Regions from separate parts of the Mus musculus genome. Here region 1 is linked to region 2. A link is a loop called in an ENCODE intact Hi-C map of the cell type or tissue named here. Cell type or tissue: gastrocnemius. All regions are shown on one strand. Each heading gives the region's core, and the rest is flanking DNA. Links, peaks and the distances in the headings are about the cores only.

What was found. A loop is a pair of places that touch in the nucleus more often than their neighbours do. Peaks named below come from ENCODE experiments on the same cell type or tissue, not always from the same donor. Only the 100,000 strongest peaks of a DNase experiment are listed, where the experiment ranks them.
Region 1: it touches region 2 in a loop (10-fold over the local background); 30 of 42 quality-filtered maps call a loop at or near these places.

Annotation. Positions count from the first base shown.
Region 1 is chr8:94,341,852-94,344,762 of GRCm38, reverse strand. It overlaps Slc12a3 (solute carrier family 12, member 3), which reads right to left. Exons shown (of 25, transcript NM_001205311.1): 13 at 1,636-1,737; 14 at 594-749. Among named protein-coding and RNA genes, the nearest start is that of Slc12a3, 14 kb to the right of the region's middle. In gastrocnemius, for the core only: a CTCF peak has its summit at 1,333 (motif pointing left); a DNase peak (open chromatin) is centred at 1,329; H3K27ac peaks cover 352 bases.
Region 2 is chr8:94,396,242-94,399,152 of GRCm38, reverse strand. No RefSeq gene overlaps it. Among named protein-coding and RNA genes, the nearest start is that of Herpud1, 11 kb to the right of the region's middle. In gastrocnemius, for the core only: no CTCF peak of the experiment used is centred there; a DNase peak (open chromatin) is centred at 1,626; H3K27ac peaks cover 405 bases.

The DNA.
Region 1 (2,911 bases), core at 254-2,753, 54 kb after region 2:
AACTGCAGGAAGCAACCAGTCCTGTGGCGGTGGGGGGGAGGAGGGACTGTCCTGCTCTCTTAGGCACAGAGCACCTTGGGAGCAAGGCCGTGGATTGATGGACAGGTGGCATCTCTGTTCCTAATGAGTGCAAGTCTGACTCCAAGTGCCACATATATGGCCACCTAATTCAAGGACATGGAGCTAGGGGTTGAACTCCCATTAGACAAGCAGACCTCTGTGACCATCTAGAAGGCCATGTTCAGATGTAGAGGTTTACGGTTACCTCCCTCAGACTGCAGTCCATCCAGGACCCTGCCTCATGCAGGTAGACAGTTTTTCTCAGTGCCCACCTTTGCACAGTCACTCTTGGTCACCCTGCCCTGTATGTACACATTAGCAAGTAGCCCCTCTAGGAATCTGACAGAAGAAATCTGGCTCTCAGTGGGCATTTTCCTTTGAGCACCGAGCTCAGGAAGGCTGTGGTAGAGGCCAGCCTGAGTCCCACTTGAGGGTGAAGCCAAGGCCAGGCTCCAGCTGGGATGAGGGGCCTGCCAGGCTACATGGCTACCCAGGCAGGGAGTTGGGGGCCTCAGGGGTCAGTGGCCACACACCTGGCTTCTTGTAGATCACATAGAGCAGGAGGAAGAGGACGACTCCGATGGCAATGAGAGCAGCCCACCAGGTAAGCAGGAACATGATGACCACCGAGATCACTGCCCCAAACAGCGCCGCCCACTTGCTGTAGTATCGGAAGGAGGGTCTCCATCCTGGGCGGGGCCAGGCCAGTGCACATGCGCATGCTCAGGAGCATTCTCCTTCCCAGAGCTACAGCAATCTCCATGCTTCCACAATCGGGTGCTGCTGTCCTGGCCTGTACCCACTACCTCTAGGGCCCCACCAGCCTTAACTCCCGGGGTGGGGTAGGAAGGCTCTAGGGAGTACCACAATCTTGCCTGTTGGGCATTTATTTCACCATGGTGACAAGCTATACCAGGAAGGAAACATCCAGACCTGGTCAAACACAGTCCCAACATCAGCAACAGTACCAGATCCCAAGGGTCTTATGGAACCCAGGAGATTAAAGGGATGAAAAGAGGACTTGATTCTTCCTAGCTCTGTGCTATTTTAGGGCCACTTCTAGTGACCACTGTACCATGGTGCATCTCTAAGAGTGCCAGGCACAGTGTGTTCTGTCTGGAAAGTGGCAGGATAACAGGCCCTTTGAAGATCTGGGATTCAAGTATTTCTCTGCTCTCTATTGCCATCTGCTAGAAGGTTTGCAGCAGCCGAAGAAGCAGAACCACCACTCCAAAAATCTATGCAATTAAATTGCTGCAGTATAAACAGCGCCCCCTAGCGGTCATCTGTGCACAAACAGCTACACCTTCCGTGACTAGGAAATTCATCCCTTTCTGAGCAATCAAGACTTCTGACACCCGAGAAATTGGTGAAGGGTGGAACTATAGAACAACCTCCATCCCCCGTAAAGGATGCACTATGCTCTGTAAAGAATGGCTGGCTTTGTTAGGGTACAAAGATTCCCTTCGTGTGGTTTTAAATGTAGGCTGTCCACCTCCACCATGCCTCCCCGTCTCCCCCCTACCCCTCCCCGTTCCTCCCCACTTTTTTGTGGTTGGGAGAGAGTCTGCTCACCAGGTGAGTTGGTGATGGAGGCATGGAAGCAGCTGAAATTGATGAGGGCGTAGGAGCAGAGGAAGAAGTTGGAAATGATGGGGGCGATGGTGTTAAGTTCAGCTTCGAAGACCCAGAGAGAGAGGGGCAACACGTTGGGGCTCCACCACAGGAGCTGCCTGGCACACACTCACAAGATGGTCCCTAGCACAGCTAAGCCTGGATGCTCAGTCAACTCAACCTTCTCATCTGGGAAGCGAGTCCTTTGCCCCATGAAATTCCAAGGGTCAGTGTCTTAGAAAACCTTAGCGTCAGTTTTTACGAAGACGGAGAGAGCCGGCAAGATCACTCAGCAAGCATCGATGCTGCCCACCAAGCCTGCTGGCCTTCCATGCTGGAAGAAGGGGACTCCTGCAGGCTGTCCTCTGACCCTCATGTGTTCCTGCTCCCCCATAACAAATGTATAAAAATATTTAGAAGGTAGAAGACAGGGGGATGGGCCTTTTCAGGCTACTGGGTGACTAAGGACAGTGGCCATGACACTTTTTGATCTCAAATAAATGTAAGGAATGCATTTGTCAATGTGACCCAGGACCCCTGAGAACATTTCCCAGTCCTGTCCACAGTGGGCTTTCTCTCCCTTGTCTCCCTGGCCCCAGTACACTCACATAATCGTGTGCATGTTGAGCTTAGAGTCTCTCTGGGGAGCCCAGAGAAAGACAAGCAGCTCTTTGGGGACAGGTATTTCTTCACATAATCTTATTAGGTCCCCTTGAGTATTTAGGGCCATAGTCCTCAGTTGGGCTAAGTCAGAATCATCAGCCCAAAGGTACCACCCAGAAGCCTACAGCTCTAAGAATCGGGCCTGCGCCTGAGCAGTAGGAGACAGGGGTGGATCTTGAGAAGGCCAGACGACTCACTTCTCAGTCTCCTAGGTGAGCCACTTCTTCATATGATGGAGGATCTAGTATCTAGAATCTTCCTTTGGGCAATAGCGACCAAACTATTAGGGCAAGTCTTATGGGTGGGTGACTAATGGGACCAACCTGAGCAGCAGGGATCTAACTCTAACAGGAAGGTGTTGGTGGGAGGGGTGAGGAAGAGGGGAAGGGAGGGAGTGGGGCAGGGACTGTCACGTTATAGGGTAGTCGCTTCTCTTTTTCGAATTCTGCATCCTCGGCTGCATTAACTAGGAGATATTTGGGTATGTGCATCTGTATGGGGTTGTGCCCTCCCACACGCTCTCTTTCTGCCCATCTGAGGCTTACGAACTATGCACTGCCCCTTACTCTACAGC
Region 2 (2,911 bases), core at 194-2,693:
CAGGCTGAGTTGGAGCAGTACAGTTTCTTTTGTCAACTTGACACTCACACACATCTCCTTAGACCATCCTTAACCTCCAGAGAAATGACAGTTATTCCTTGTGCAGTAGCAACACGCAGACCTCCTCTGCAGGAGGATATGCAGAGTCCCTAAAAATGGCCGCTTCATTCCCTGAGAACCTGGGGCTTAGAATTCTGGGGCATAAATTACAACTATTCATTAGTATCTTACCTTAGATGATAAAGGGTAAGAGGGGGAGGGAAACAGAGGGACGTGGATGTGTTACCTACAAGTTCCCACCAGCTATTCACATTAAAACAAGAGGTGCACTTGACAATGGCATTGCTCACAGGAAGCTGGCCACATGACTGCAGGCGGTGCTTTCATCTTCGTCCTCCACCGAGTCCTCCACCTTCCTGTGCTGAGGGAGCACCATGGCCACAGGGGCTTCACTTCCTGTTGAGGGAGATCCAGTTCTTCTTTCTAAATCCTGCCTGAATTGAGATGCAATGGCCCCTTCGGAAAGTAGACAGTACGGAGACATGGCTTCCATATCCCATCTTCCCCTCTGCTTCTGCCATGTGGCCCAATTCCCTCTCAATCACCAGTATCTATTACTCCAACCAATATAGTAGCTTCCTTCTTGTCACTGCAAAAGCACAGGGAGCCCAAAGCAACCAGGCCATGTTATGCTTGGCACCCAGGTTAATCATTGCTCACTGTTGTGAGTTGATTAGTTAAATTACTCCTGCGTTAGTCTGTTTCTGTTGCTAAAATTGAGTAATGCAACCTGATAGTTTGTGAAGAAGAGAGGTTTTTGTAGCTCACAGTTCAGCAAAGCTAGGGGGCTCAATGTCAAGGTGCCAGCACCTGGTCAGGAGGGCCTTTGGTTACATAATAATATGGAGAAGGGCCTTCACATGGACAGAACTGGGGAGCTATAAACTGGGGTCTACTTCAGAAAGCCACTAATCCCATCAAGAATGCCCCACTCTCATGACCTCAGCTAACTCTACTTCCCAAAGGTGTCACCCCCAAAGACCATCAATATATGAAATTTGGAGATTGTTTTCAACATGAAAATGAGGGGGGGGGGACACACTCAGATCAGAACTTATCACACACTAATCTATATCCACCCAGAACCTCAGAGTGTGTGCTTTTATGGAAACAGTGGCATTTTCAGTTTTAAATCCAATGTCTGATCGCCTTAAAAGACAACATGATGATGCAGAGGCACAGGAGGAGGGGACTGGGCCAGGTGATGGTACAGCAAGGAAGGGGAGTGGTGTAGCTACTTACCCAGAGAGCATCATGTTGCTAGGACACTAAAAGGTCCAGAATGGATTTTCCATCAGAACCCTGCTAGGAGCACCTGCCAACACATCCAGACTCCAAGCCTCTAGAACTCAAGAATGTCTTCGGGCCTCCTGGTTTGGGGGTTGAGGTTCTTATGAAGTCCTAGGAATCTTATATATGCCACATGACCTATGTATGCCCTCTAGATGCTGGGCCGAGGTGCAAAGGTTTCACTAGGGCAGAGTCACTCTCCATCCTGGCTTGATTCCGTGCATACAACCCTAGTGGACGTTGTCCCCACTTTGCAAGGCATGGCCACATGGTGGAGCTGTAACTGTAACTGAGTCCACGGAAGGCCACTCCCCAGCTGCTTCAGAATACAGGCTTCCATAACAAATCATCAGGAGCCATTGCAAGACAACACAGGCATATGTCCTCACAGCGTAGGCGGTAAGTGTGAAATAGCATCAGCAGGGACAGGCCATGCTTGAAATCTCCATGGAAGACCACTTCTTGCTCCTTCTGGCTTTGGGTGCTGCTGGCGATGCATTATTCGACAGTGCAAGTCCAGTCTTTGCCTGTCTTCATGAGACTGTCCTCCCAGTGTCCAGATTTTCCTGTTCCTAGAAGGCTGTCCAATATGACGTCATCTTAACCAGATTATCTCTGTTTATACTCCATTTCCAAATCAGGTCATGTTCACCGGCTCCATGTGGATGTATTTTAGTGAACACTATTTGGTCCAGTGCAACAGGGAACAGGATAAGGCAGGAAATCCCACTGAGTGTCGACCCACTGCCCCCTGCATGTACTGAGAAGGAGGTCCTTATCAGAAGTGGAGCTTCACAGAATACCATGAAGACAGAATAGCATTGGCATCAAACACTGAGCAGAGAAGACAGCTCTCCAAACACAGAAACAAAGGGCTTGATAACCATCCTTTTGTGACTGGCAGACTGAGCGCTCAGTAGTGGCTGCGAGCAGGTTCACCATTAGTAGAATTCATGTTGAATCTAGGCAAGACCTCCATCCCTGTCACCCTGATACTTTGTTCATGAGCCATTGGGACAATGGTGGTGATGGGGGGGGGTGAGGGAAGGAGCCTAACTGGTATCCACAAGCAGGTCCCCCTAACATCCCCCCTCCATCCTCTTTCTAAAAGCCTTTTTGTGGCGATCACTCCTTAGTGAGAATTCACACAGGGCACAGGTACCATGAACTCTTGCCTGCTCATGCCTCTTTCCAGGGCTCCTGCCACCAGCTTCTCAATCCTGTTCCTTCAGAGTCTTTGCCCAACCAACTAAATTACCAGCCTCAGCCCATAACCAGCAATACAGAATGAGCATATACCACAATATAATTAGTATACACCACAGTATAATTACGAACAAGGTCTAATCAGTATACACTTGTGATTCTGGCTATTTCTCTTCCCCCAAATATATGATGCCATTACCTAAAGTTCTGCCCACAAGAAAGAGTTCCCTATACCACTGTTATCTCTCTGGGATGCTGGGATACGAGAGAGAGAGAGACAGACAGCCAGACAGCCAGACAGCCAGACAGACACTAGGCTAATAGCTGTCCTTTTCCAGGAGCTACCATGCAGAAC